2 separate regions of the Homo sapiens genome follow, and region 1 is linked to region 2. A link is a loop called in an ENCODE intact Hi-C map of the cell type or tissue named here. Cell type or tissue: heart left ventricle. All regions are shown on one strand. Links, peaks and the distances in the headings refer to the core of each region. The heading gives the core; the rest is flanking DNA. Region 1 overlaps ZNF19 (zinc finger protein 19). Region 2 overlaps AP1G1 (adaptor related protein complex 1 subunit gamma 1).

Region 1 (10,368 bases), core at 683-8,682, 270 kb before region 2:
TGTTTTCCTACTGAGAGATCTCTGCAGTGTGTCTTATGACCAAGAACCATGGCATTTCCTTGGCTCCCTAGCCAGGTCAAGGGCAAAGCGGGCGTGCTGTCCTAGGAATTAAAATGGCAAATACCAAGATATAATAGCTACAATAGCCTGGCATTTCTCAGTTTAAGGCCTAGAGTAGCATCCATTCCAAATAAAAAACTGAATAAACAGAAAATGAAAGCTTTAAGAGTGAAAGCTTTTAGTTTCCTAGTTAAGACTTTTCTTGAGAATGGATTCACTGGTGCAGACATAATTTTGTAGTACAATGAGATTTTTGTTACAGAGCTCAAGTTGTTAGAACTTCTATCTACTAGTGGTGTCTGATATAACCTGGGCTCTCCAGTGTTACAGTGGGCTTCCCAATCTCATCACAATCATGGGGTTGAGGAGCTGCCATGACTATAACTAAAGACTTTCCCATATATCATACACACAAAACATTTCTCCATCAGGTATGTTATCCCTGAAAACTTCAAACAACTGCTACAATGACAACACTGTTTAAGTCAAAATTCTGTTCCAAGGCAAGAAAACCTAACTCAGGTGTGCCAAAGCCAAAACCAACCAAACAAAAATGGAATTTATTGGCTGCTGCAATTCAAAAACCCGTATATATTTTTAGCTTCAGGCATGGTGTATGTGGCTGTTCAAACATTATCTTCAGTCTTTTACTGCTCTCCAATTCTCAGATGCATTTTTGCTGTGTGGACTTCATTCTCACCTCTGTAAGAGTCTAGTTCTTCTTCTCAGCATTAAAACCAATGGGGGTGGGCGGGGGGAGAGTATTTGTTCCTATTAGCTCTTGCAATCCTGGGACTCTAATTGAACCATCTTTGGTCATCTACTGACATCTGAATCATTAACTGTGGCTTGAGGGATGGATCAGAGGCTGAGTCAGGCCTGTGTCACACATTCCATTCCTGAGTAGAAGACGGAATCCACTCAGTACATTTCACTGGAGTGTACTATTACCAGTAAAAGGGGGTAAAAAATTCTGGGAGGCCAAAACGACAAATGTCCAGCACAGGCTTCTCTCCAGAGTAGACATGCTCAAGGTGACCTAGCTGGGAAGAAGTCCCAAAGGCCTTCTCATACTTGCTACACTCATAGGGTTTCTCTCCAGTATGGATTCTTTGATGCTGATGAAGATTTCTTTTGCTAGTCAAGGCTTTTCCACACTCATCACATACATAGGAAGACTCCTGAGTATGAATTCTCAGATGCCTTTTTAATTGTTCCTGAGCACTGAAGGCTTTTCCACAATCTACACAGTCAAAGGGTTTCTCCTCACTGTGAATTCTCTGGTGCCGAGTTAGTTTTGTATGAAAATTGAAGGCTTGTCCACATACTTTACAAGAATAAGGCTTTTCCCCTGTGTGAATACGCTGATGTTGGCTTAGATGGGAAGTCCTTCCAAAGCTTTTGCCACACTCATTACACTCATAGGGTTTCTCTCCAGTGTGGATTTTCTGATGCCGAAGTAGGGGTGAATTACCAACAAAAGCTTTGCCACACTCATTACACTCATAGGGTTTCTCCCCAGTGTGGATTCTCTGATGTATAACAAACTCGGAACTACTCGTGAAACTATTCCCACACTCTGTACAGTAATAGGGTCTGTCCCCACTGTGGATTCTCTGATGCCTGATCAGATTTGCATTATCATTAAAGGCTCGCCCACACTCCTCACACTGATAGGGTCTCTCTCCAGTGTGAATCCTCTGGTGCCGAATTAACGAAGAATTACCATTAAAGGCTTTTCCACACTCACTACACTCAAAAGGTTTCTCCCCAGTGTGGATTCTCTGGTGTCTAGCATAGTAAGAAAAGTAGCTGAAGGATTTCCCACACTCCTCACATATGAAAGGTTTCCTTGCACAGGGGATTCTTGGAACCTTTCCTTGGATATTTTTCACTGTGGGGATGTCCTGGTGCTTTTCCACATTACGTGTTTCTGGGAAGTCAGTTCTCTGAGGGACACTCTTCAGCTGACCATGTGACATCATCCCATCTCTTTCTTCAGAAATTCCCTGGATTAATGTGGACTCACTGTCAATGTTGGTCTCAACATCTGACATAAGAGATAGAAAACACAAATAATGCCACCTGAGAACTATACTAGAAATAATAGAGCATTGAAAATGATAAGGCTTTAAAAGAGATCATTTCAACTTTCACATCAGCATGCTGGGAAGAAAAGGCTGTTAAAGTGAAAGTGCCAAATATCACACAGGCAGAGAACATTGAGGTGGAACAGGGTATCAGTGGACACAACACACGAGACTGCTTCCTAAGCTTTTCTACTCTAATATTTGAATGATGTCTGGTCATCCCTGGCATGAGCTAGTATCTTTTGAATTGATGCTACTTACAGCCTACAAAATGCCAAAGAAGGCACAGGTCTTAAGAACAAGTAGTGACATCGGGGCTGGCAAGACTTAGAATCAGAAAGTGAAACAGAACAGTATCAGAAAGCAAAGGCAAAGGATGAATTGTTGTTCTTTTTAAAAACTCATACCCTGCAGATGTCCCAAAAGACTTAAGACACTGAACATTACAGACACTGGGTTGTGGCAAGACAGAGAGAAAGAAAATCACAGAAGTGCTTAGAGAGTATTATTCCCAATATGTTGTAAGATTACCTAGTTCAGAGGTTCTTAACTGCAGAACCACACATGGACTATAGACGATGAGGAAACGCCCTAAAACTGCTGAACCTCAAACATGCAGAGAAACTACTGTCCTAGACTCTCTATTTGAAAAGGGATGAACAGTTTACTTAGACACACCCAGACTGAGAGTATTCTTTCTCCTATCAGCAAAAAGGAGACAAACAGCCCATAAAATGGCATTTGTGTTCCAAAAGATTGGATGACATTTTAAATGAGTTAAAGTCAATCCATTTTATATGAAATGATGGGCTTGGTTTTAACATTAATGTGGGTTACCTGGGACTCATGTGATGGTTAATCAAGTTCATCCTATGAGTGTGAGTTAAAGGAGTAAGGGAACTCCGAAGGAGAATGTTCAGAGGAGAGTAATCTGAGATTGAAGTAAACAAGGTAACCAAGAGTCTGAAAAAGAATAATCACCAGACAGAGGAAGCGTGTGAGAACAAACCAACAGGTTCTCAATTGTCTTGATGATTCTTTTTCAGATTCTTAGAATAAGAGGCTGAAGTGCTGTGCTAGCTTCATTATTTTCCACGTATTTGCTCTCTGCAAACCACCTGCACTGAAACTCCTGCCTCTGCCTTCAATTTCACTGTTTGCTCTTGGTGGCCCCCATCTATTTGACTGTCTACTTTCTCTTCCTTCTCTCACTGAAATTAAATATCCCTTAATGGTTAAGATTCAGCCTTCATTTTTTCTTCCTGGGGATCGTTTCAACCCAGCTGTGTTAGAGTACTGTTTCAGACCTGCCTTTTATCTCAGACTCTCCACCCACCTTCTCAATGGCCTGCTCTAGCCATCCACTTGCCTATTCTAAAGGCACCTCACGCCCTGTGCTCAGCTCTGAATTCCTATGAATTCAAAAAGCTCCTCCCATGCCATGACTTCCTAGTGTTATCTGACTCAGCTCTCCCCATTTATGGCCAACTTTTGGGAAGATCTGGCCCATTTTACCTTCACATTCTCCGTCCCACTCCCAACAGCACTTAATACTTTTCTTTTTCGCTTTTTACATCTGTCTCCATAACTTGTACCTGCCAGAACTTCTTAAACAACGTTCAGCACATGGCAAGTTGCTCAAAAACTGCTCCTGAATAAATCCATCCCAACCAAGGAGGACAACTAAGGTAGGCAATGTTGAAACTCAGAAAGGAACAATGGATTCAAGGATTGCAGATGAGACGTACTGAGTGATTACATGTTGGTAAGAGTTAAGATTGGTGAGAAACGTTTCATATTTTACCTATTAGGTGAAATCATCTATTTTATTTAAATCCTGCCCAGCATGATTCATTTTAAAATACAGTGCTCCATAAAACGCTACAATTGTTGGTTCTAAATCTGCCTCACCTACCTTTACAGACGTTTTTGGTCCTCTCTGCTGGGGGATCATCCTGTGCTTCCAGGCCCCAAGCCATGTCCCCTCTCTCCAAAAGTGAGATCAGTGCAGGTTTGGGAACTGGGTACCCTGAAAACAGGAAGAAAATGGTACTTTTCAGCCCTGTATCTGCTGTGTCAAAAGAAGGAAAACCCCAGGAGTCTCAGTAAGAATAAGACCCACAGAAGAGGGTTCTCGACTGGAGAAGGCCAAAGAGATTCCGATCAACAGGAAACTGAGCATTTGTGACTTCTTCCTAAAAAAAACACTCAAGGATAAGTAAGTCAGTGAGATCCACAAGGCATGAGCAAACACAGGGAAGGGGACATGCCCTTCCCCAGACAACAACTACTACTTATTCCTTACTGTGCAGAGCCTCTTGGAAGATGGAACATACTCTTACCAGGGGACAGTAATTCCCTTCATTGGGAGACCAAAGTGACCCAAGACCTCTCCCTACCCAGCAATCTTTGAAGTTGGTCACTGAGCCTCAGCTCTGCAGTCACTCAGTGGAGGACACAAGAGACAACCTCTCCTCTCCACTCCACACTCCTCCCCCCAGGCTGTAAAAGAAGGAAGGAAACTGGAAAAGTACAGATCTGAGTCCTAGGAGGAAAATGGCCTTACCCAAAGCAGTCAGGTTCCCAAAATTCTCCAACATCACACTTCTGTACAGGGCCCTCTGGGCAGGAGAAAGGCCAGTCCATTCTGTCTTGGTGAAGTGCACAGCCACATCCTCGAAGGTCACCATCTCCTAAAACAACAGGTTCCTGCTGCCCCAGAGCCAATCCTCTGGCTCCGGGCCAGAGTGTGGGGCAGAGGGGACAGGTAGGGACTTGAGGGAAAGTCCTGTGAGGGATAGGTAATGAGAAAATGTGACAGAACTGGATATTAGACCATTATATGACTATTTTTACAACGAAAAATCTGGAACTTCTCTCACTACCAGAAGAGATTCCATTAGGATATAAAATTGACTGTCATAAAATGTGATTTAACATTTTTTAAACCCTAGGAAAAAAAGTCTCTTATTAGTTAACCTTCCTAGGGCAAAAATCTCTTTGATTTAGTAAATATTTTCAGTCTTTTACTTTTGTACCTACAGGTGGACAATTTGCTTCAAATGGTATCTCAGGACCCACCTATTCCTATTAGGTACTCCCTATTCTCAGCCAATCTATCTGTTCCCCACATGTGTTCACCCTGCCCCAAACCTTATGCCCATGAAACAAGCACAGAGTCATGGTTTGCACTGATGGGCCTATCTCATCCGACTCCCATTCGATTCTTGTATAAAGGACTGGGCTGCCTGTGCTCAAGAGCATCCTGTAGAGGGAGCTCAGAGTCTCCTGGCACAATCCACTCTGCTCCTTGATGGCTTTTCCTAGAAAACCATGCTTCTAGAATTAAATTGCTGCTGCTGGGTAGCTCTTTTAGCTCCTTATCTTTATAGCTCCAAGACAATCTGTAATAGCTTCTGCCAACCAAGCCTCATGCTTCTTGGGTTTTTTTTTCTTTCTTTCTTTCGGTTTTGGTTCTTTTTCTCTTTTTTTTCTGTTTTTGACAGTGTCTTGCTCTGTCACCCAGGTTGGAGTGCAGTGGCACAATCTCAGCTCACTGCAGCCTCGACCTCCCAGCTCAGGTGATCCTCCCGCCTCAGACTCTTGAGTAGCTGGGACTATAGGTGCACACCACCATGCCAGGCTAATCTTTGTATTTTCTGTAGAGACAAGGTTTTGCCACGTTCCCCAGGCTGGTCTCAAACTCCTGGACTCAAGAGATCCGTCTGCCTCGGCCTCCCAAAGTGCTGGGATTACGGGAATGAGCCACCATGCCCAGCCCCTCATGCTTTTTCAACAGACACCCTTCTCCCTCCCTGCTGGCCTCAACTCTACCTTTCCACAAAGTTCTGGCATCTGGTTTAGAGCCTCTATTCACTCCTCAGATGTTGGTATTGAACTTCGTTACCGGAGTGCTCAGGGAATACACTCCGACCTTCCAATGCCTCAACTGATTTTGCACATATCCACATCCCCCTCATCCCAGCACTGCCTCAGACTCTCTGGATGACCCAACACACTGACTCACCAAGCAACCCCAAACTCATCTTCCCCAAAATGGCTTCCTTTCTAATTTATATAAACTAAGTGGCAGTGTGACAATATTTTTCCCTCTCTGTTGATAACACCAATTTCAACCCAGTCTCTAATGCTAGAACTTCAGATTAATCCTAGACATTCTAACCCCCATCATCACTCATTGCTGACAGTTAATACTCAAGTCCTGCCAATTTTATTACCTACGTTATTTCTGGAATCTGACTCTTCTTCACTGTGGTACAATCAGTAAACTAGGTCAACAGCTGGGGACACTTTAGCTCTACTTCCAGTCTTGTCCCACACTGAATCTATCCTCTGCCCAGCTGACAACCTGACTTCATCAACTCCTGAATGAACCTCTTGAATGAATCACCACTAACTAGAGCAGTGGTATTCAGAGTGTGGTCTCCAGACCACCACCAGTAGCGGATGCAACACTTGGGAATTTGTTAGGCAAATTCTTGGGCCCCACTCTGAGAGAAGTCCATACTTCAGTGAGCCCTCCAGGTAATTCTGATGTACACTGAAGTCTGAGAACCCTGGATTGGAGGATAAAATCCAAACTCAGGAAACTGAGCTGTATTAGGTGACAAAGTGATGGAAAGGTGCACAACTATACACAGAGAATCTATCCGGGAAGCGCTGCAAACAAAATTCCAGAGAAGGAACAACAAACTCTAAATGTAATCTGAAAGATGGCACAAGTGGCAGAGAGAGAAGGAAAAACAACAAGACTTTGTGTCTCTCTGGAAATGGTATCAGGGGAGAACATAGTCAACAATTACACAGCAATTTAGAAACTGAGTGATCAGGACTGCAATATAGTGTGATGTCAGACACTTGTGGAAAAACCAGAAGAGGGTGGGAGCTCCAAGGAAGCTGATATATCAGTGACACAGTCAGGTAGAGAAAACTGAAGGATGTGAGAAATATGAGATTATGATTTGGGATATGGTTCATGGATACTAAGTTACTGGATAAATAAGTGCCAGGAGAAAAGAAATGACAAAGCAGCAACTCCGTCTCAAAAAGTGAAATGTAATTCAAGAAATCAATTCTCTGTCCCAAAAATGTAAGGTACTTATGTTCACCTTACAAATGAATCCAGTTAAGATGCAAAGCAATTATGTGACTGGCTCAAGGCTATGATGCCACTGAGGCCTAACAGATCCCTAACTTCAGGTGTCCTGTTGGGAGTGTAGACTTTTCCTATCACAGCCCATTGCCTCACTTCGCCAGCAGTACTGACCTCAAGGACATATGTTTCCTGATTCTGAAGCCCAAACTTCCTCCTTTCTTTTGGAGGACAAATTAGATAGGCCCCCTCTTTCTTGTCTTCTTCCTGCTGTCCCTCTGCTGCTACTTCCCAAAAACCTTGTGCCCTTGCTGATCTTAGTCACTTCCATCCTATCCTGGATCCCTACATCACCAGCCTGAGTCCCTCGTTCTCACAATTCCCTCTGCAGAGGGACAGCTACTGAACCTGGGGATCCTCTGGCCCAGGAGAGATTCTCAGTATTCAGGAGGCTGTACTTCAGCTTTCCAGATCACTCTCTCCTGTTTCCATCTTCACTGCCCCTAGCTCTTTCCCCAGCACCCAGTCCTACTGGAGGGAATCAGCAGGGGTTTTCCTACTGCTTTGGCTCTAAGACTTGCCAGAATCACCTTTATCCACCTCATTTCCTTCAACTCAGACCTCCATAGAGCTGACCTCAGGGATCCACAGCTCACCTGGTATTGAGCTTTCAGAGGCATGGCTGCCATGACCTGGTCTCCCTCTTAGCAGGCAAAGGCTGAGGGAAGAAACAGAGAGAACCAACAGTGAGCTCAGCCCAGTAAAATGCTCTCTTTAGAGCAATAAATTTGCCAATAGCAAGCAGCATTCACTTACTAAATGCTCACTGGGTTAGTGGTGCATAAATATGTACTTTTTAATCCACATCATACCATGAGGTTTGTAATTCTGAGGAAACAGATTTTGAAAGAATAAGTAACTTGTCCTAGGACACCAGAGCCTGTCCTCACCAACACCAAGCTAAATGAAGAGCAAAACAAGCAAAAGACACCAATAAACTCAGAGCGAAACCTAACAAGAAGAATCTCAGACCTTTATTTTTAAAAATAAATTTGACTGAGAATATAAAAGGTTAAAAATAGCAAGTATCATGCTTTTGGATGAAAAATACATATTCTCTTATTTAGTCCTCACAACAATCTTTTGAACCTTTAATTTTTCCCAAATGAGAAGACAAGGCTAAGAGAATAATTTCTTCTACCAAGATCACTCAGCTGGTGAATGGATGAACTCGGATCCCACACTAGATCTGCCAGGCTTCAAAGGTCATGTTTTTGTCTGTTTGTTTGTTTGTTGAGACAAGAATCTCACTGTCACCTGGGCTGGAGTGCAATGGCGTGATCTCAGCTGACTGTAACCACGGCCTCCCAGGTTCAAGCAATTCTCCTGCCTCAGCCTCTCAAGTAACTGGGATTACAGGCATGTGCCACCACACCTGGCTCATTTTTGTAATTTTAGTAGAGACAGGGTTTCATCATATTGCCCAGACTAGTCCTCAAACTACTGGCCTCTAGCGATCCACCCACCTCGGCCTCCCAAAGTGATGGGATTACAGGCGTGAGGCACCGCCTCCTGCTTTTAATAACTACACTAAATTCTTTCCAATAGTAATCCTAACAGGAATGCTTTTAGAACTGGCAAAATGATTTTAAGGTTAACATAAAATAATAGACAAGAATGGCCAAGAAAACTCAGGAAAAAAATCTCAGAGCAAGTCTTCCTTTACTTGGACCTGGAGCAGGCATCTTTTTTGTTCATTGCCCCACTCAAGGGCCATGAAAACCAGAAACTGATTACCAAAGGACCCTGAAGGGCCAACTCAACACACTAAAACATCTGGGTTATTGTTTTAACTATATCATCTCTTACAGACACTTTGTATTCTAGTTAAACAGCAATATTCTATAAAAAGCCAGCATCTTCCCTACAGGGACTTAATGCATGATGCTGTTTTCTGCGAGCCTCATCTTGTGCCGCCACCCTCTTTTCTCTTAGTTTAGCTACAATGGCCTTCTTTCAGTTTCCTCTGTGCTAACTCAGGACCTTCATACCTGCTGTTTCTTCTGTATGAACTACTCTTCTCCAATCTCAGAACCATTACAACTGAGATTCTCTGCCTGCCATTCTCTCCAGTAATCTAGCCGCCATTCTCTCCAGTAATCTATCCACCCTTCACCTTCAGATCATGATCGCTCTACAGACCAGGTCAGGTGTCTCTGTTAAACACTCCACTCGCACCGTACTCCTTTTCCTATATACCACTTAATCCAGTTTGAAATTATATATTGATTTGTGCTTTCTTCATTCAACAAATATTTATCTCATACATATTTCATGCAAGGCCACGTGTGACACACAACAGATGAAGTAGAGAGAGAAGGGGCATGATCCTGTCCCTCGCAGAGCTTAGTCTAAAGGAAAGACACATTAATCAAGATTCTCTCAAATAACTTTTAAGTCCACAATTTAAATCACTGCCAGGGGAAACTAACGTGGATGGGAAGCTTAAGAAAATAAATTAACTAAGGTATGAAGGAAATCTTTACAAAAGTAACAGCATACGCAAAAGCCATGTTCTAGTAGTGAAGGATCAAGAACACTGTAGTAGCAGTCAAAGGAGAGTGTGCTGTTAGATGATGCTGAAGAAGTCACAAGGGACAAAGCCACACTTTGTGCACGTCAAGAACTTGGTCTTCGATCTACGTGCACTAAGTCACGGGCAGGTGGAGTGAAATAACCAGATTTGATTAATACATGACTTTCCCATTGGGCGGAAAGCTTCCTGGGGGCGGGGCCCACGCCCCGCCTCATTCACCGCTGCATCCCCGGAATCTAGAGCAGGAACTGGCACATAGCTGCTCAGTAAGCAGCTGTGGCCCAATGAGCAGATGGGGTTTGGGCGGCGTCGAGAACAGAGGCGTCCCTTCCATCCAGCCGCCCATATCCACAGCCTCCATTTCCCAAGGCGCCGATGCAGGCGTGGGGGAGCGAAGGCACCAGAGGGAGACCGGGACCGGCCCGCGAGCAGCCTCCGCTCCCCGGTCCCGGAGGGGCCGCCCTGTCTCCCTCCACTGAGGCAGCAGGGACGAAGCCGACAGCCTTCTC
Region 2 (10,368 bases), core at 1,583-9,582:
AGATTCGAAGAAGAAGCATAAGGAAATTCAGTAAAATTAAGAGAATGTATTTAATATTTAAATAGATTTCAAACTACTTGTGAAATTAACTGAAAATATGCCATTTAAAAAAGAACTATCACAATGAAATAAAGGAAGGCTAGAATATCATCTTTTTTTAAGAAATTGACAGCAAGAATGAGGGGGAAAAAAGATACTAAAGAATACTAGAAAAGTAAATGACAGGCTGGGCGCGATGGCTCATGCCTGTAATCCCAGCACTTTGGGAGGTCGAGGCGGGTGGATCACCTGAGGTCAGGAGTTTGAGACCAGCCTGGCCAACACAGCGAAACCCTATCTCTACTAAAAATACAAAAATTAGCCGGGTGTGGTGGCACGCGCCTATAGTCCCAGCCACTCGGGAGGCTGAGGCAGGAGAATCGCTTGAATCTGGGAGGCAAAGGTTGCAGTGAGCCAAGATCACACCATTGCACTCCAGCCTGGGTGACAGAGCAAGACACCATCTCAAAAACAAAAACAAGTAAATGACATATTAAAAATTAGCAAAGAGAATAGAAATACGGATGGCTAAGCAAGCACGAGAAGCTAAAATAAATGCAAACACCATTTGTGCAGTCCAGCAGATTATCAATGAAGCAGACAAAGAAATATTCATACAGTTCTCCTAGTCTAAAAAATCAAATCGAGAAAATTTCCCCCAATTCCCATTTTCAAAACAATTTTAGAAATGTGTTCTCATGGAAAATCAGAGGCTACTCAAGATACAGGCAGCATATAGGTCCCCAACTCCCTCAAATTTTCACTTTTCTTTGTCCTGTAAAAGTATAGCAAGGTAGTTTAGGAGAAGAGCAGAAACTTACTGCTCCAAACCCTTTAAAAACACATGTTAAATCTATTCTGAATTTCTACTGACTTAAATTTCTATATAATGGGGTAAAACTGTAATGATAAATTAAGAAATCTAGAATTCAAAATTTTAAAACTTAATGTAAAAAGTGGAAAAACATCTTTAAAACACATTATGAATAAGGCAAGAAAACCCAGACTTTTTAACATTTTATCATTTTGCTTTAACATATAACACTAGGAAAACAAGACAGTAGGAACAAAAAGAAAAGACTCCACAATAAATGAGCTAAGGATACAGGAATGTTCAGAAAGGAACCTCATCTATAATACAAATATGTGAATAAATATTAAACATTCTCTGTGATCAAAAAATAATAGGGCCTCTCTCTGCTGACCAAGCCTGGCAGAGGGCTACAAAATTTAAAAAATAATAATAAAAATAAAATATAATAGGACCAAATTTTCACCCAATAGGGCTTTTTAAAATGATAATATACAATGCTTATGACTGTGCGGTTAAACATATAAATTGAGGAAAAGGTAAATAATATTTACCAAGTGCCTACTATGTATCATGCACTGAATAGGTCAATGGGCCTCACAAATATCTTATGGAGTAAGTATTAATCATCCTAATTTTAACCAGATTCAGAAAGACTAAGTCACTTAGTCTAACAAATTAATCTAAAATAAGAACAAATTGATGTAATATTTGTTGAGGCCGCTAGGTAAGAAAAATCTAGAAACAAAATACCCCATACTGGCTGGGTGCGGTGACTCATGCCTGTAATCCCAGCACTTTGGGAGGCCAAGGCGGGAGGATCATTTGAGGTCAGGAGTTCAAGACCAGCCTGGCCAACATGGTGAAACCCCATCTCTAATAAAAAAATACAAAAATTAGCTGGGCATGGTGGCACGTGCCTATAAATCCCAGCTACTCGGGAGGCTGAGGCAGGAGAATCACTTGAACCCGGGAGGCAGAGGTTGCAGTGAGCCGAGATCGTGCTGTTGCACTCCAGCCCGGGCAACAAAGCAAGATTCCGTTTCAAAAAAACCAAAAAAAAAAGCCAAACTACCCAATACTAACGAACTGAGTAAACAGAGCAAATTTGTTGATAAAGTATTAGTCACCTAAAATTATAATTATGAAGGCTATATATATTAACATGGAAATACTAACATATTAGGTGAAGTATATGCTATGGTTTAACTGTGGGGTTGTTTTTTCTTTGCCGGTTATCCAGTACAGCTTTGACATTTGAGGATTTGAAATTGACCATTTGTAAATGATTCATAAGTACATGACAAGTAACATTTTGAAATTTTGTTAAGACACAGACATAAATCCTATACTCTGTGACTCCACTGTATTAGGAAAAAAAAAAATCAGCCTGTGGGAATGAGCTTAGCTAACCATCCAACTTGTTATCCTATGTCTATTTTTTACTCAAGGTCATGTGTGCTTTAACTCTTCATTATCCTCTTAAAGAAGACAGCAAAACCCCGTCTCTACTAAAAATACAAAAAATTAGCCGGGCATGGTGGCATTCGCCTATAATCCCAGCTACTCAGGAGGCTGAGGCAGGAGGCTCACTTGAACGCAGGAGGCAGAGGTTGAAGTGAGCCGAGATAATCCCACTGCACTCCAGCCTGGCTGACAGAGTGAGACTCTGTCTCAAAAAAAAAAAAAAAAAGACACTTTAACCTTTCAGCTATACTTTACACTGAAATTTAGGATAGAAGTTGTAGGCCAGGCGTGGTGGCTCACACCTGTAATCCCAGCACTTTGGGAGGCTGAGGTGGGTGGATCACGAGGTCGGGACCAACCTGGCCTACATGGTGAAACCCTGTCTCTCCTAAAACTACAAAAATTAGCCAGGCGCAGTAGCAGGCGCCTGTAATCCCAGCTATTCAGGAGGCTGAGGCAGGAGACCTGCTTGAACCCAGGTTGCAGAGGCTGCAGTGAGCCGAGATCATGCTACTGCACTCCAGCCTGGGTGACAGAGTGAGACTCTGTCTCAAAAAAAAAAAAAAAAAGGCCAGGCGAAGTGGCTCACGCCTGTAATCCCAGCACTTTGGGAGGCCGAGGCAGGGGGATCATGAGGTCAGGAGTTCAGGACCAGCCTGACGAACATGGAGAAACCCCATCTCTACTAAAAATACGAAAATTAGCCAGGGCATGGTGGTGCGTGCCTGTGATCCCAGCTACTCAGGAGGCTGAGGCAGAAGAATCGCTTGAACCCGGGAGGCGGAGGTTGCAGTGAGTCGAGATCGTGCCACTGCACTCCAGCCTGTGCAACAGAGCAAGACTCCATCTCAAAATAAAAATAAAAGTTGTATTGGACTCGGGTTTATCATATTGCTGAACATGTCAATTACAAATGACTGGTATATATGAACAGAAGAAAAAATATTCCCAAATGAAAAGTTATGTTTGAATATTATGAGTGATTGCCCTTCAGTTGCTTTAATTACAGAAAGTGTGAAAGGGAAGAGGTAAGTAGCAGGTTAACATCTCTCCACAAATGGCCACAGCTACTGAAAACTAACCATTAGTGGGAAGGAACCAAGAAGAAGTCATGTCTTGGGACACTAAAAGCAAAGGTGATACGGGATATATTTTTTGAGCTTGAAAGAGAAAGTGTGTTTTTTTTTTTTTTTTTTTGGAGACAGAGTCTTGCTCTGTCACCCAGGCTGCAGTACACACTGGCGCGATCTCGGCTCACTGCAACCTCCGTCTCTCAGGTTCAAGCGATTCTCCTGCCTCAGCCTCCGGAGTAGCTGGGATTATAGGCATGCACCACTTCACCCGGCTAATTGTTGTATTTTTAGTAGAGATGGCGTTTCACCATGTTGGCCAGGCTGGTCTAGAACTCCTGACCTCAGGTGATCCACCTGCCTCTGCCTCCCAAAGTGCTGGGATTACAGGCATGAGCCACTGCGCCCAGCCAGGAAAAGTAGTTTCTATCTTAAAACACTATGAATAATTTATTCACCCAAAATTAGGAGTTTGCCTTTAAGAAATCCGTATAAATTATCTTTAGAGCATTATTAGTATACAACATATAACCCGGATATTGTGAAGATTTGACTCTTGCTTCTGATTTAGCCTCTCCCATCTTCAAATGATTCACGTGCTGGAAAGTCTGGGTTCAGTTTAGTTTTTCCCTGAGGCCTCTATCTTTTCCCAGGTATTAAATAGCTCCAGACTGCCTCACCTGTAAGGTTGATGTCTCCCAGCAAATCAAGAAGTTCTCCACCAGCAGAAGATGGTTTGCTTGTAGGCGCAGTTGGAATAACAGGTGTTATGTCATTTCCTCCCAACAAATCCAATAAATCATTGGCCTAAACAAGGTAACAACACCTCAATTCATTATTATTTGATTTGTCTAGTATACATCTAATGCAAAGCTCTTTCAATATGTAAAAATAAGGAAGGAAATCATCAACCAACCCAGGAACATTAAAGGGACTCAGCTAAGAGACAAGCTGTAAGGGACTATAAAATCGTAAGAAGCCCCAGATGAGCAAGTGAAAGGCTGGCTACCTGGCTGGTGGGCTGTGGCCCAGAGGGTGGCGGTTTGGTCTCTAGTGGAGCTGGTTCTGTCTCTCCATTTGTCTGCACAATCTCAGTAGGGCCATTTGTGGTCACTTTTTCCATGACAGGCATTCTCTCAAGTAGGGCAGACCTAGAAGAATCTGAAGTGGTTAAATTCTAGGCAGTTAACCTAGATTCCCTACCCAAAATAATCACCATTAACTATGTTGAGCCCAAGCATGGAGATCTATCTCCCCTCCCCATCCAACACACACACTAAAATAGAAGGTAGATTACAAGAATACATGACCTAAATTCCTGGCTGGATTAAGGGCAGACAAAAAAATCTTGAATAAACAGACTGCCCAGCTAAATCCCAAAGCATATATTTCAGTGGTAGAGAGACTGAGATGAAAGAAAGGTAAATCCATAGGTATTAACAGTCAAGAAGATACTGTATAATAGAAGAATAAAAGATGACCCAAACACTAGAATGTTAACAGTAAAAGAATTTGAATGAGATTATTTGTCTTGAAAAAATACAACTCCCACTTCTTTTTTTTTTGAGACAGAGTCTTGCTCTGTCGCCAGGCTGGAGTGCAGTGGCATGATCTTGGCTCACTGAAACATCCGCCTCCCAGGTTCAAATGATTCTCCTGCTTCAGCCTCTCGAGTAGCTGGGAATACAGGCATGCGCCACCATGCCCAACTAATTTTTTTGTATTTTTAGTAGAGACGGGGTTTCACCATGTTGGCCAGGATGGTCTCGATCTCTTGACCTCGTGATCTGCCCGCCTCGGCCTCCCAAAGTGCTGGGATTACAGGCGTGAGCCACCACGCCCGGCCTCCCACTTCTTAACTAAATAAAATAGAAAATAAAGCAAACTTTCCATATCAAAAAAAGTGTAAGTGTTGGAGGTGGAATGAAAGAGAGTTAATTTATTTCTTTAGAGACTAGGCAGAATAGAAGATGGACAAAACAGAAGCAGACAAGCAATTAGAACTAAATAGGGATACGAGGAACAATTAATAAAGCACAAGGAATGAATCTTCTTTATGGATTACCATGACAATTTAGTCAGGATGCTAAGAGATACACGCATTGCTTAGTTTCTTTCGCTCACCTCATGTGGTCATATTTCTTGAAAAGTGCATTATATTCTACTGCCCTCTGCTGGAGTTCCACATCAATGCTGCTTCCGTAGATGGAAACCACTTTCTTAATTCGGCTATAGATAAAATGACAAACGAAATAAAATACCCAAAAGAAAATTCACAAATAAGCAGAGATAATGTTTAATAAGCCAGAATTTTCTGGTTAAAATACTGAAATACTCATTTTTTCTTAATTTATATAGTTTTTCAAAAACAAAACACTTTACTTTCATCCATTTATCTGACATTCGCATTATACTATTCTCATTGTAACACTAGATTTTTGTCTGTTAAATATGCCATCCCCATTCAGCAACAATGATGGTGTGGAAAAAACACATATATATATGCCACTCCCTAAACTTTGCTAGACAAAAGTACCAACTATTACTTTGCCACAAAAGAAATTTGTACTGTTCATTCTCTTCTTTGATAATTTTTAAATAATTTTTAATCTATAAAAGGGTCAGAGCCTCAAAATGTTGACCCCAAATTCTTCCAGTTCAGAATTTTAAAAGTAATTCAATACCATTTTTTATAAGACTTCACATTTAAAAGTGAAGCAGAAAGACTACAAGAACTACGTTGGCCTTAAATATGCTTGGGTGGGAAAGTGACCTGAGAATCTACTTTATTCAAAAAAGCAAAGAGGAGAATTAAAAGATTTAATCACCAAAACATTCATGATTTTATTCCTATTAAGACTTGTCAAAATATAATAAACCAAAACCTTGGCCAGATTACAAGGTCAGGAGTTCGAGACCAGTCTGGCCAAAATGGTGAAACCCCATCTCCACCAAAAAATACAAAAATTAGCCAGGCATGGTGGTGTGCGCCTGTAATCCCAGCTACTCAGGAGGCTGAGGCAGGAGAATTGCTTGAACCCTGGAGATGGAGATTGCAGTGAGCCGAGATTGTATGCCACTGCACTCCAGCCTGGCAACAGAGCAAGATTCTGTCATAAAATAAAATGAAATATAAAATACAAATAAACCAAAACCTTTATATGGGGAAGTAGATTCTCAACTTAAAAAGAAAAAAAAAAGGTATTAGAAATCTCATTCTAAAAACGTAACTTTTAGGCCAGGTGGAGTGGGTCACATCTGTAATCCCTGCACTTTGGGAGGTCAGGGCAGGAGGATCACTTGAGCCCAGGAGTTTGAGACCAGCCTGGGCAAACAAACGAAACACTTTCTCTACAAAAAAATGTAAAAATTAGCCAGGCACGATGGTGTGCACTTATAGTCCCAGCTCCTCTGGAGGCTGAGACAGGAAGATCCCTTAAGCCCAGGAGTTCAAGGTTGCAGTAAAATATGATGGCGCCACTGCACCCCATCCTGGGTAAGAGAGCGAGACCCTGTCTCAACAAACAAACAAAACCCCCTAAACTTTTCTGCTTCAAAATAATCCACAAGGGAGTAAAAGAATGAGAGGGAACAAAGTGCTGATGAATAAAGATTAACCACAAATTGATCACTGTGACTGTGGAGAAATAAGTAATGGAAATTTGTGTTATTATTCTCTCTACTTTTGTCTATGCTTGAAATTTTCCATGATAACAAGTTTTTTGGGATTTTTTTTGTTTTTTAATTACAAAACAACCTGTTCACCCTATGTTTCTTCAATACTCACTTTACAGTACAAGTGAATCGAGTGGAAAGCTTCATAATGGCAGTGAGGGCATAACCTCGTGTCACAGAGGTGGACATATTAGAGATTAGGACACTTTCTAAAATATCCAACACTTCATCCTCTGTTACCTGAGGAGGAGGAGGAAAAAGAAGACGATGAAGAATGAGTAGCATGATTAAGCATCTAAATCTGATATCAAGTCAGGGGAAGCAGCCAGAAAGACAATCCTACCGTTACAAAAGCCTCTAACTCAACCTGTGCTTTGCCAGGGTAACTGTCCAAGCTGTTCTATCAACCAGAGTAGTTGGGGGTAAAAAAAAGTGCTCTGGTTCTATCAACCAGAGCAGGTGGGGGTAAAAAGAGTGAAAAATGACCACTGGGGCTGAGAGGCAATATTAGAGCTTCAAGTGGCAGAAACAGAAGAAGAAAAGAAAAACATACAGAGTTCAAGTGTTGTTGCCACAATTTTCCCTTTTAAAGCCAGTCCTTTAATGTGCAAATAAGAACATGGATACATGTCTCATTTCTTCTTGTTTACCAGCCAGAGGGTAAGAGAAACAGTAATTCAGTCCACTAGGACAGAGACTTGGGCCTAAAGTGGTTTTAAAATCTCACAATGGGGCCAGGCAAAGTGGCTCACACCTGTTTTGTTTTTTTTTTGTTTTTTTTGTTTTGAGACGGAGTCTGGCTCTGTCACCCAGGCTGGAATGCAGTGGCGCAATCTTGGCTCACTGCAAGCTCCACCTCCCGGGTTCACGCCATTCTCCTGCCTCAGCCTCCCGAGTAGCTGGGACTACAGGTGCCTGCCACCACGCCCGGCCAATTTTTTCTACTTTTTAGTAGAGATAGGGTTTCACTGTGTTAGCCAGGATGGTCTGGCTAACCACCCTGCAGGTGACCTCATGATCCACCCGCCTTGGCCTCCCAAAGTGCTGGGATTACAGGCATGAGCCACCACACTCAGCAATGCCTGTTAATCCCAACACTTTGAGAGGCCAAGGCAGGCAGATTGCTTGAGTCCAGAAGTTCAAGACCAGCCTGGGCAACACGGTGAAACCCTGTCTCTACAAAAAAAAAGTAGAATAAACTAGCCAGGGTGGTGCCTGCCTATAGTCCCAGCTACTCAGGAGGCTGAGGTGGGAAGATCGCTTGAAACCCAGGAGATCAAGGCTGCAGTGAATTGTGATCCCACCATGGCACTCCAGCTTGGGTGACAGAGTGAGACTCTATTAAAAAAAAAAAAACAAAAAACCTCACAATGGCTCAATAAGTTCCATCTCAAAAAATGGCAGGTTTTCCAATATAATTCGCGTTTGCTTCTTTAAAAAGTTGGGTATTTTTTAAATTTTTTTGAGACAGGGTCTCACTCCTGAGTAGCTGGGACTAGACACCATCATACCTGTCTAATATTTGTGTCTTTTGTAGAGACAGAGTTTCACCATGTTGCCCAGGCTGGTCTCAAACTCCTGGGCTCAAGCGATGCTCCCATCTCAGCCTCCCAAAGCGCTGGGATTATAGGCATGAGCCACCACGCCTGGCCTAAAAAGTTTTCAAGGAATCAACCTCAACTCCCCATTAAACACTACTCTCCTATAACCAAAACCACTATTTTCCCCCACTTAACCAAGAGTGACAAGGAGTACCTGAATAGGCTCTTCCTCTTCACACTGGCCAGATACAAGAAGATCACCATATTCACCTATACACCATGCAGCCACTTGTACCAAAGGTTGCTGTGAAAAGAAAAGTCAACGTTTCTCAAGAACTTCAATTTTTCCAAAGTTATTTAATGCAAATCATAGGTCATCTCATAATAAAGATCAAAACTGTGCATATCTAGAGTGTTAGAAATAAAGACATACCAAAGGGGAGAGAGGAGGGGGGAAAAAAAAGAAGAAAAACATACCAGAAAAATTGAGGGTAAAATTACCCCCTAAAATAGTTGAATGAAGTACTTACTTGAGAATAATCACCAAGAATTGCTTTGTACAGGCGCTGGACAGTATAGGCATGCATCTCCACACTATTAGTTATTAACTGGATTAAATTGGGGACTGCATCATCACGAACATAACTTCCTGCCTAAAAGGAAATGCAGACAATTACCCCTAGAAACACACAGAAATGATGATAACAAGTGTTAGCTATTATTATTACTGTGTGTTTTTTCCTTTCTTTTTTTGAGACAGAGTCTCGCTCTGTCACCCAGGCTGGAGTGCGATAGCGCGATCTTGGCTCACTGCAACCTCCACCTCCCAGGTTCAAGCGATTCTCATGCCTCAGCCTCCCAAGTAGCTGGGACTACAGGTACATGCCACCACACCTGGCTAATTTTTTCTATTTTTAGTAGAGATGGGGTTTCACCATGTTGGTCAGGGTGGTCTCGAACTCCTGACCTCAGATGATCCACCTGCCTCGGCCTCTCAAAGTGCTGGGATTACAGGCGTGTGCCACTGCGCCCAGCCATTACTATTGTTTTTAAAAGAAGAATACCAGAAAACACCCTCAAAGATAAATTTGGTTCCAATTCTCAGGTTCATAACAGCTCAAACTTCAAAGTCTTATTTAAATATGTTACATTTTTAAATTTTATTTTATTTTTAAAAATTTTCTCTTTGTCCAAAGGCCGGGTGTGGTGGCTCACGCCTGTAATCCCAGCACTTTGGGAGGCCAAGGCGGGTGGATCACAAGGTCAGGAGATCGAGACCATCCTGGCTAACACGATGAAACCCCGTCTCTACTAAAAATACAAAAAATTAGCCGGGCATGTGGTGGGTGCTTGTAGTCCCAGCTACTCAGGAGGCTGAGACAGCAGAATGGCGTGAACCCAGGAGGCCGAGCTTGCAGTGAGCCGAGTTTGCGCCACTGCACTCCAGCCTGAGCAACAGACTGAGACTCCGTCTCAAAAAAAAAAAAAAAAAAATTTCTCTTTGTCCAAATTAAAAAAGGAAGGCTGGACACAGTGGCTCACACCTGTAATCGCAGCACTTTGGATGGCTGAAGCAAGATGACTGCTTGAGGCCAGGAGTTTGACACAAGCCTGGGCCACACAGCAAGACTCCATCACTACCAACAATAATAATAATAATAATAATAATGTAAAGGTTTAAAACTTTATCACCCAACCTTGGTCAATCTCCCATTCCTAAATAGAACAATAGATTTAATTTGTAAGACTGAGACCAGTCCTAACC

The links. Peaks named below come from ENCODE experiments on the same cell type or tissue, not always from the same donor. Only the 100,000 strongest peaks of a DNase experiment are listed, where the experiment ranks them.
Region 1: it touches region 2 in a loop (4-fold over the local background); 2 of 110 quality-filtered maps call a loop at or near these places.

Annotation. Positions count from the first base shown.
Region 1 is chr16:71,474,163-71,484,530 of GRCh38, forward strand. ZNF19 (zinc finger protein 19) reads right to left here. Exons shown (of 6, transcript NM_006961.4): 3 at 7,920-7,981; 4 at 4,717-4,843; 5 at 4,066-4,179; 6 at 1-2,110. The coding sequence starts at 7,952. The coding sequence ends at 1,008. Among named protein-coding and RNA genes, the nearest start is that of ZNF19, 10 kb to the right of the region's middle. RefSeq lists enhancers at 1-975, 2,392-2,511, 9,706-10,368 and a silencer at 10,183-10,368. In heart left ventricle, for the core only: a CTCF peak has its summit at 5,399 (motif pointing right); no DNase peak of the experiment used is centred there.
Region 2 is chr16:71,741,077-71,751,444 of GRCh38, forward strand. AP1G1 (adaptor related protein complex 1 subunit gamma 1) reads right to left here. Exons shown (of 23, transcript NM_001128.6): 14 at 9,134-9,256; 15 at 8,818-8,907; 16 at 7,175-7,302; 17 at 5,512-5,616; 18 at 4,397-4,538; 19 at 4,068-4,194. Among named protein-coding and RNA genes, the nearest start is that of SNORD71, 12 kb to the right of the region's middle. In heart left ventricle, for the core only: CTCF peaks have their summits at 5,553 (motif pointing left) and 5,753; no DNase peak of the experiment used is centred there.